Regions from separate parts of the Homo sapiens genome. Here region 2 is linked to region 1. Evidence: chromatin loops called from intact Hi-C (ENCODE). Cell type or tissue: endothelial cell of umbilical vein. All regions are shown on one strand. Links, peaks and the distances in the headings refer to the core of each region. The heading gives the core; the rest is flanking DNA. Region 1 overlaps LOC105377273 (a long non-coding RNA gene). Region 2 overlaps ADAMTS3 (ADAM metallopeptidase with thrombospondin type 1 motif 3).

Region 1 (5,391 bases), core at 248-5,247:
TTTACGCTTTCTTCCTTCTTGTTCTTGCTTGAAAAAAAGATAGTGAGGTTGAATGTAATAGTCCACTTGAGACCGTCCCACAGCTAAGATGAGAGGTTAAGTCCCATAATAAGAATGATAGAGTGACAAGGAAATAGATCGTGCGCCACTGCTGACACCATGACCCCACTGCACAGCTTTTCTCTGCACTTCCTTTTTATGGAAGGCAAATTATGCGAGGCTGTTTGGTTAAGCCGCTGTCATCAGATATCTGTTACATACAGTACACATAAATCCTAAATGGTGCAGAGCCCTTGACATGTCCTCATTTTGAATTCTGTACTTTATTTATGAGCTAGCCATTATGGTAATGATGTGCTTAGTGATTTTCTCCCTACAATCCTTTGAGCTATTAATTATATGAATGAATTAACATTTGTAATGCATTCTCTCTTTCTCATTATTGTATTTAATGACTAATAAGTTGTCTGACAATTGTGCACGTTTAATAAATATATATTTCTAGGTAACTGGAGAGTTGTTTTGACTCCAAAGTGTTACACACACACACACACACACACACACACACACCCCACACACACACAGACAGAGACACACCACACACATACACACATTTCTTTATATAATTGTATGTATGTGCAAACATCCTATATATTTGTAATGAATTTATAATGATGTTATGTGTTTTTAAATACTTGTTTGGTTTTAAAATACCCAGACATTAAATAATTACTACATGAGAGTAATTACCACTATTTCCTTTCTAGCTAGGATTTGTATATTGTTGTAGAAATGGACATTTATGTGTTTCAATGAACTCTACAATCTTAGGGAAACAAAAGAGAGCTGATGTGACTGAAAGGGAAATAAAGAAACTTAATGACTTTAGATTTCCTCCTGCAGGATTTTCCAGACCACCTGAACAAGCGTTTTGTAAAAGCAAAACAAAAACACACAACATTTTAAACTCAAATAACTTTGGGGAGTATAGCATGTTACACCATCTTTTTGGACCATGGGCACATTAAAGTTGCCTACAGTAGACAAATCTGTTTAACATTTTAAAATTCAGCATTCCCAGCCTTATATGATCATGAAACCCTTCTATTCAAATGAGGTCTATTAACACCCAGTGGAAATGCTGTTACATGATGCATATTCTGGTAAACCCTGCAATAGAGGGATTGGAAGCAAGAATTATCACCACTATTATTTAATGTTAATCTAAAATATCTAGTGTAATGAGATGGTAATCAGAAATAATATGTATGGCTTCTTAAAAGGAAAATAAAATTTCAGACATTTTACAGAAGACAGAAATTTGTATTTTACCATGAGAGGGAGATATTTATCTAGTTTCTTATTCTATCTCTGGCAGCCAGAGTACCTATGACTTATTTTAAATTTAAATTTATTTATTTATTTTTAGAGATGGGGTCTCATCATATTGCCCAAGCTATTCTCAGACTCCTGGCCTCAAGGAATCCTCCCACGTTGGCCTCCCAAAGCACTGAGATTACAAACGTGAGCCACTGCACCCAGCTGAGAATACCTATGTCTAAAACATAGGTACTCAATAAGTGCTTGTTGAAGGAAGGATGGTTTGATGGAAGGAAGGGAGGGAAGGAGAAAGGGAATCTCTCCTGGGAAACCAGGACTCCAGAGAAACATCCTGGACAAGCTGCCCAAGAGCCATGGTTTTATAAGCTTTCTGGAGACTTTGACATGCTTCATAAATTGCTTTTTCTCCAAATTCTCATTATTTGAACTTTTGTTTTTTTACTCTGATAGAAAATATGTGTATTTGATAGCTACTAATCAGAATCCTTATCAACATAGTACTCTAAGCAACTACTACCAATTAATTGTGGTAGGTGAGAGAGCTAAAACCTGATTGCCATCTCTAACATAAGCCTCTATCCTTTTCTCCTGGTCAAATAACTTAGGCTTATTTCATAATCACTAGCCTCATGTCTGTAGCATTATCTGAAGACAAATTATCTGCTTTTTAAAACAATCTCAAATACTGTTGTGATGATTTTTAAATGCCCCCAAATTATTTGACATTCTTCCCTTCAGTAGGTGGAAGATAATTCTCCTTACCTTGAGTGTGGGCTGGAGTAGGCTTAATGAATTTCTTCTAATGAAAATAATATAATGAAAGTGACAACATGAGACTTTGAAGATGATATAAAAGGCACTGTGGCTTACTGCTTACTCTGTCTCTCTGTCTCGTAATTCACTGTGGAAGAAGCTAGCAGCCATGCAGGACAAGCCCATGTGGCAAGCACCTGATGCCTCCTGCTAGCTTCCACGTGAATGATCAATCTGGAAGTTGCTTCTCCAGCCCCAGTCAACCCTTCACATGAGACTTTATCCCATGCCAACATCCTAACTGCAACTTTATGAGAGAATCTGAGCCAGGGCCACCCAAATAAGCCACTCTTGAATTCTTGACTCACAGAAACTGAATAATACACTTTTATTGTTTTAAACCACTAAGTTTTGGGGTAATTTTCAATGCATAAATGGATAAACAATGCTACTATATTAAAGGCTTTTAAACAAATACAGCTCATTTGCAACCCCTTTCAAAGCCCACCCCCTTTTCCAATCAATTTTACCACTTTGGTATGGCTGAGTTAGCTAGTTGTCCAGCAATACCTGATTTATTCTTTCCTCCAAAGTGAAGTCGGAAAAATGTTTTAAATAAAGGGCCAAATAATAAACATTTTAGGCTTTGTGGGCCATATGATGTCTGTCACAACTATTCAACTCTGCCATTGTAGCACAAAAGCAGCCATAGACAACATGTAAATGGACCATGGCTCCCTTCTAATAAAAATTTACGGTAGTCCCTCTGATCTGAAGGGGAGACATTCCAAGAGCCCCAAGCGTGTCTGAAACCATAGATAGTATTAACCCTATAAACACTATATTTTTATCCTATACATACCTATGATAAGATTTAATTTATAAATTAGACACAGTAAAAGATGAACAATAACTAAAAATAGAATAATTATAACAATATACTCTTCACAATTTCATCAATAGAAGGCCCATTCTTACTGTAGATCTTAGCACCGTCAGCATACAATTTGTTTTCTTTCCTGAGTCCAGAGCTTTTACCTTTTCATGTAAAGGAAGCACTTTACAGCTGATCTTTGGCACATCTGAATTGCCGGTATCACTACTCTTGTGCTTTGGGGCCATTACTAAGTAAAATAAGGATTACTTGAACAAAAGCACTGGGATACCACAAAATGGCCAGTTGATCTGATAACTGAGATGGCTACTAAGTGACTAATGAGTAATGTAGCATCTACAGTGCAGATACACTGGACAAAGGGATGATTCACATCCTGGGCAGGATGAAGCAGGGCAGCACAAGATTTCATCCTACTACTCAGTACAGCACACAATATAAAACTCACAAATTGCTTACTTCTGGAATTTTTTATTTAATATTTTCCCAGCACGGTTGAACGTAGGGTAACTGAAACCATGGAAGCAGAAACTGTGGATGAGTGGGTACTACTGTATTTATGGACACTGAAATTTGAGTTTCACATAATTTTCACATCACAAAATATTATTATTCTTTTGATTTTCTTTTAACCACTTAAAAATGTAAAAACTATTCTTAGCTTGCAGCTCACTTAAAACCAGATTTGGCTCATGGATATAGCTTGCCAATTCTTATGCTAAATCAATAGATTTCTTGATATTTAGCTGGCACATGGATGCCCAAAATAAAGAATATTTTTTCAGACTATGGCCACATGACCTTGTTATGGTTGGTGGAATGTAGGTGGGAATGATACGTGCAAATTTTCTTACAAGGAAGTGGTGAACTCTCCCTTTTTTTTTTCCTTTTTTCTACTTCTCTTGGCTGAAATGAAGATCATCTTAGACCATGCAGATGACAGAGATGTCCTTGGGATGGTGAAACAGATAGAAACAGCCAGAATTCTTGGCTCTGCATGGTGCGCAGTCATACCGTTATGAGAGTGAGAAAGAAACTAGTCTTTCCTCTGTTTTTAGGTCCTTTTCACACATTAACAAATCTATATTCTAACTAGTTCAACTGGTGAGTCTTTGGCTAACATCTCTTCTGAATGTCATGACAAGTCAATGTGTTGTAATTTCAAGAAGTGCTGTAGACAGTGATTAACAGCTTTGTGTAAAGTTAAAAAAATGATTCTTGGTTACTAGCCAGGTCAGGATAGTTTGAGTATAGGACAGCTTTAACATTTTCTAAAAACCAGAATTTCTAAAAAGTTGCAGGTATTTGCCTTTTCTTCTGAGTGTTGATTTCATTGGACTTGGAAGTGAACAAATGTGCCTTTTATTCCTTTTCTCCCATCACCATCACACTTACGACCAATGAAGGAAGAATATTAATTTGGAGAAACATAAATAAGCCACTTCTTATAATCTTTGAGGAAGAATTAATTCACATTGTCCTTTGGGGAGCTTATTTATATACATGAAAGGGTTTAAAAATCCACGCCCCCGCCTCTCCAAATATCTCATGGTCCTATGGGTGTTCATATTCATATGATAACAGAAAGAAATTGTAGTCATAATTGGCATATTTATCTTGTAAGTATTTCATATTTTCCACAGTAGAACTTGGGGGTCCCAGACTGTGTACAACAATGAGAAAAGATCCCACAGCCTCAAAATCTGAAAACCACTATGAGATTCATCAACCATCACTTGGCAGCCTCAGAGCACCAGGCATTGTCCAAACACGATTGTTTGAGTTTTTGTGCTGACACAAAGTGTTTCCCATTCATCTCTCTCCCCCTTTCTCTCCCTCTTTCTCTCCCTGCCAAAAACTCAACTTTCTTTAAGTAGGCACAGCCTTCCAAGTCCTGGCTGTTAGTGTCCCTGAGAGGTTTCAGGGAGAAGCAGTCTTGGCTGAGAGTTAGAGCTAGAGGCCAGCCAGTGAAGGGAACAATGTCTGGGTTTTGAGAACAGCTGGAGCTTTGGAGGGAGAAAAGCAGCTTGGTGAATGAGGAAAGAATGTGCTTGTCACTTCAAGAGGCAAGAAACATAGACTTCCCTCCTGCTTCTGCCAATAAGTGTTTATTGGAAAGGGCAGAGTGGTGGTGATGGCAGGTGACTTTTGGTTTGGATTTTTATGGAATTTTTCAGTTTATTTTACCTTTTCAAAGAGCAGATAAATGTACAAGTCCCACACCATAAGTATTTTCAATTCTGCTCATGTTTTTATTGGATACAAATGTTGTTCCTCAGAGTTATTTTTAAGAATGCCACCCCTGGCCTATTTTGAAACTCTGCTTGCTTTCCTTGCATGTAAGTTAATATTTGTTATAGGGATTTTGGAGAAAAGTATCAGAGGGTATTAAATGGAAAGCA
Region 2 (5,391 bases), core at 340-5,339, 650 kb after region 1:
GCGCATGATAATGCTGGGATATGCAAAGGTAAAATGTCTTAAAACATGAATTATAAACATTAGGGACTGGGTTAGCAAATAGAAGACTAAATTGTTCAAGCTACATCTAACTTAAGGCATAGATATATTCCATATAAACCCCTAGTTGCTTGAAATTGAGGAGAAGAAACTGCCACATGAGTGGAGACTTCCAAATTTGAGCAGATTATGAATGATTTTTGTGCAGCTGCCACTTGCTTATTTATTTCTGTCTAAAGAGGTAGATAATTACCCTGACTTTAGGTGTGACTTATGAATGGAAATGAATGGATACTATTATGAGGAGAGAGAATTTCCTTAGCCTATTGTTATCATCGAGTGTGTGTTTCATTTATTCATTAGAAGGGATTATATTGAATGCCTACTAAGTGCCAGACATTTTCTAGGTGCTTGGAATATATAATGAAGAAAAAAGACAAAGATCTTTGTCTTCTCTTGATTCGCTAAAAACAATATTTTATATACATATATCTTTCCACTTAAGAGGAAGGTGCAGAGTGAATATTTTTCATTTAAAAGAGCTTTAATTTTTTCAAAAGCAAAGAGTTGGATAAAAATGCACATAGTAGGCATTTCATGTAATATAATTGAGTTTAGCTCCTTTAAGGAGGAAACATACAGGAAACGACTAGCCTGACAACTTTCTTGATGTTTAAAATTACACATCTCTCTCCCATAGTTAATCCTCCTGATTATGAAATATTAACGAAGTTGTACATTTAGGAAATAGGAAAAATCCATGTGTTTGCATTTCATTATACAGTTAACATCCACTTATCATTTTATAATGATAGAGTGTCATCAATCTATTTTATATTGCCAACAAGGAATATGAATTAACTCCAGCTGGAAATAACAGCCTCCAATTGGTTGTTAAAGCATTTGTTTGGAAAAGTATGTGATCCGTATATTAAAAAAGGAAACTGATTTTATTAAGAATGTAAACACTGGTAATAACATTTGCTGAACTATAACAAAATTCGCCTGTCAGTCAAATAGGGACTAATTTTTGGTTCCAAGTTCAAATTTTCATTTCATCAGAACTACTCTGAGAAGTGTGGCTAGTGAGTTCTTGAAGGTTGGGCCCTTTTCCCCCCTGAACTTTTAACTCCTGACCCTAATGTGATGGTAGCAACATTCAAAGAACTTATTTTCTTATATCAGAACTGGAAGAGTCCACCCCTCTTCAGTAGCATGAAGTTAAAAAAAAAATGGGAGTTTTTGTTTTTGTTTTTTAGTGTAAAGTTAATATAATTTGATGGTTCTCCATAGACTAAGATTTCATCAGCCTTGTCAACTCATGGAAGAATTCATATTCTCCCCACATGTTGATTAATTCTGGATCGTAAAAAATAAACAAAAATCTTAACTAAGATTTTATACCTTCACATCTCTGGAAAAACATGCCAGAATCTTTCTCAATGTTTTTGTTCTTAATTCTATGAAACTGAAATCTAAGCCAAATCAGAAATTATTTAGACTACTAAAATTATTACCTAAATGATTAATGTTAAGTTGCCTCACAATAGCAAATCTCAGTATCAAACATTCCCATGCTTTGGGAGGCTGAGGCAGGAAGATCATTTGAGGTCAGGAGTTTGTGACCAGCCTGGCCAACATGGTGAAACCCCATCTCTACTAAAAATACAAAAAAAAACAAAAAAAAAGCCAGGAATGGTGGTGGGCGCCTGTAATCCCAGCTACTCAGGAGGCTGAGGCATGAGAATTGCTTGAACCCGAGAGGCAGAGGTTGCAGTGAGTCCAGATGGTGCCACTGCACTTCAGCCTGGGTGAGAGAGTGAGATTCTGTCTCAAACAAAACAAAACCATTCTCATAAATGGTATAATTTGACTTTCCCACAGGTAAAATTGTGAGATTCTGTCTCAAATATAACAAAACCATTCTCATAAATGGTATCATTTGACTTTCACACAGGTAAAATTGATTATTATTAAAATATCCTTCATGGGCATTTAGAAGTCACAAATCAAAGCAAATATCAGAATAAGCCCCAAATATTATTGAATCATTGTTTAAATACTTTAATCCCAAATTCAGCTTCAGAGGAAATTATCAAACGAAGCCTTTGGGAAATTGTCAGGTGTGTCTTTAACATATTGTTTTCACTTAGTCCATCAGCCTCATAGAAAGGGGAAACCCATCCAGAAGCTTGGAGAATGTGTGTCGCTGGGCGTCCCAACAGCAAAGATCTGATCTCAACCACTCTGAACACCATGACCATGCAATTTTTTTAACCAGGCAAGACTTTGGACCTGCTGGAATGCAAGGTATTGCTGTCAATATGTAGAAGAAATACTTGAGGGCATGACTTTTAAAAAGTAATCCTAAATCAGGCAGTCTGTTCAAATGTTCTGCTCTCCACCACTGCTTTCCACCACACACCGGCCAAGCATACATTTTCTTTCTTTTGCTTACAGTGACTTATGTGGAGTTCTCAATGTTAAATGCCACTTAAATACCATCGTAAATTATACTTGCTTTTAAAATAGTGATTGTGCATTTGGGGCATGGAGGGGGTGCTGTAAAATGCAGTGTGATTTCCACTAACTGTTTGGAATGAGAAAAGAGATGCCATGAGAAATGACTGCTGCCAAAGAGCTTTCTTCCAAAGTCAGCTTACATTTATCTAATAAATTCTGATGTGGACTTTGGAAGAAGGAGACTGATGATTTTCTTTTTAACATTGATGGAATTTCTGGCTTCCTTCATCAGTACCACGATATGAAGGACCATTTACTAAAACAGAAAGGCAGGGCTTAGCTGGTGGGCAGAAGAAAATGGTAACCCCAGGCCATTCCTTCCCTTAGGAAAGGAGAAAATGCAGACCCAGTGAACCTTTTTAGAGAACATTACCTGTGGCTTTCCCAAGAGAATGTGACACAATGCTAGTAGGGAAATAATGCTACCCCTGTTTCCTGAAAGGCTTTTACTTTTTTCCCCCTAGGCAAAAGTCCAGTTGTAATTCTTAATGGGTTTTCTCATAAAATGAAAATAAAAGTAATTGTTATTCTCTACAGGATATGCTCCAGTCACCGGCATGTGTCATCCAGTGAGAAGTTGTACCCTGAATCATGAGGATGGTTTTTCATCTGCTTTTGTAGTAGCCCATGAAACGGGCCATGTGTAAGTCACTGCTGACAGCTATAAAGCCAAAAAAAGATCTTTTCTTTCCTGCTTCTCCCAGTATTGTTTCCTCTTTGGGCAGAATGCATGCCAGCATACAATTCTTGTCTTTTGCCAAGTGTGAAGAGCTGCAAACAGAGAAGAGGTCATGCACGGAAACTAAATGAGTGACTGGCTTGCAGAGGCACTCCTGTGGTTTTCAGAGCTATAGAATAAGAAAGGCATTTCTGTCAGATTGCTGTCAATTTCCGTTTCTGTGACTTCTTCAAGAAAGCCACGTTGACTCAAAAATACGTTATTTCCCAGGGCTTATTTTCAAAACCAAAATTAAGTGAAGGCAGTAGCCCCTGATTCTTACCACTGAGGTCTCTTTGTGTTCTAGGTTGGGAATGGAGCATGATGGACAAGGCAACAGGTGTGGTGATGAGACTGCTATGGGAAGTGTCATGGCTCCCTTGGTACAAGCAGCATTCCATCGTTACCACTGGTCCCGATGCAGTGGTCAAGAACTGAAAAGATATATCCAGTATGTCCCCTGCTGCATGTCATGAAAGTATTTATTTTATAGCCTACAGACATGAAACTGACTCTTAGGACTTGATCATAGCAAAATTCCCAGTAAATGAAAACTATTACTGATAAACATTTTCTTATGACTTAGAACATTCAGCACAAAAATTTTATCATGGAGTCACAATACTTGAAGCCATAAGTCTAGAATATAAGTAAACTTTTAACTGTAATGTAATTTTCCTTTAGTAAATTGTTATCGAATCTTTGATTAATGGTCAAACTTGAGGATGGGGGGAGGATGGTCATGTGGTTTCTGCATATGATACGAGCTGTGCTCTACAGTATAGGTGTCAGGATGTGCCCTACCACACCATGTGGTGGTTTAATTAGTGACTCAAATAATCGTGGCTCTACTACATTCCTAAGTCATGCTTGGTTTACTTTCCTGGCATGAATACAGGTAAAGAGTCTTTTTCTAAATGGAACCAAAACCAAAACCTTAAATACATGTTTTTGCAAATTTGCTGTATGATCTGGGATGAAATTCTAAAGTATATAAGCTAAGACTACTTTTTTTTAAATCAGGACATGATTTTTTTAAGTGAACATTTAACTACATGCAATATTTTTCTTCCTACAGTTCCTATGACTGTCTCCTTGATGACCCTTTTGATCATGATTGGCCTAAACTCCCAGAACTTCCTGGAATCAATTATTCTATGGATGAGCAATGTCGTTTTGATTTTGGTGTTGGCTATAAAATGTGCACCGCGGTATGTTGCTCACAGTTGATGTAGATTTTGCAGCTCGAAATCTATTTGTGTAGCTCCTGCTTGGTGAGATTTACAGACTCACTGGTGCAAGTATAATAATATCTAGCAGTTATTTTGTGTTCATTGTGTTGCTGTGTGCTACAGCTAAATGCTTTAAATATATTGTCTTAATTAATTCTCATGACAGACTAGCAGAGAGCTGATGTACTTTTATTTTACAGAAGATAAAGCCAAGACTTAGAGATTAAGCAACTTGCTTAAGGCACACAGCTGGTAAACAGGGGAACTGGACTTTGAAACCAAGGCTGCCAGGCTCAAATCTTCATGTTCTTTGCATCCCCTGCTTTTTGTGACCTTCAGAGAAGATGACTGTTAAGCCTTAGATTTATTGCTTTTCTTTAGCTTGATGGCAGGATTCCATGTATGTGTGACCATAGGGAAGGATTGTGCTGGTATAGTCTAGTAAAAGAATCATATGGCATACCATGGGGGTCAGGACAGTGGGTCAGGTCCTGGATCTAACGCTTTCTTTTTTTTTTTTTTGAGACGGAGTCTCACTCTGTCGCCCAGGCTGGAGTGCAGTGGTGCAATCTCAGCTCACTGCAACCTCCGCCTCCTGAGTTCAAGCAATTCTCCCGCCTCAGCCTCCCGAGTAGCTGGGATTACAGGCATGCACCACCACCGCCAGCTAATTTTTTTGTATTTTTAGTAGAGACGGGGTTTTACCATATTGGCCAGGCTAGTCTCAAACTCCTTGACCTTGTGATCTGCCCGCCTTGGCCTCCCAAAGTTCTGGGATTACAGGCGTGAGCCACTGTGCCCAGCTGATGCTTTTTAAATATATAAACTTGGGCACCGTATTTAATCTCTCTGGACTACTTTCTCATGTGTAATATGTGGATAATGATAGTATGTATCTGA

Evidence for each region. Hi-C counts contacts between places; a loop is a spot of excess contacts. Peaks named below come from ENCODE experiments on the same cell type or tissue, not always from the same donor. Only the 100,000 strongest peaks of a DNase experiment are listed, where the experiment ranks them.
Region 2: a loop joins it to region 1, with 4 times the contacts of the local background. A loop is called at or near these places in 1 of 110 quality-filtered maps.

Annotation. Positions count from the first base shown.
Region 1 is chr4:72,969,706-72,975,096 of GRCh38, reverse strand. All of the region lies in intron 1 of LOC105377273 (a long non-coding RNA gene), which reads right to left. Among named protein-coding and RNA genes, the nearest start is that of COX18, 97 kb to the left of the region's middle. In endothelial cell of umbilical vein, for the core only: no CTCF peak of the experiment used is centred there; a DNase peak (open chromatin) is centred at 3,326; H3K27ac peaks cover 2,672 bases.
Region 2 is chr4:72,317,651-72,323,041 of GRCh38, reverse strand. ADAMTS3 (ADAM metallopeptidase with thrombospondin type 1 motif 3) reads left to right here. Exons shown (of 22, transcript NM_014243.3): 6 at 1-28; 7 at 2,172-2,328; 8 at 3,079-3,184; 9 at 3,567-3,710; 10 at 4,338-4,470. Among named protein-coding and RNA genes, the nearest start is that of ADAMTS3, 250 kb to the left of the region's middle. In endothelial cell of umbilical vein, for the core only: no CTCF peak of the experiment used is centred there; a DNase peak (open chromatin) is centred at 3,191; H3K27ac peaks cover 345 bases.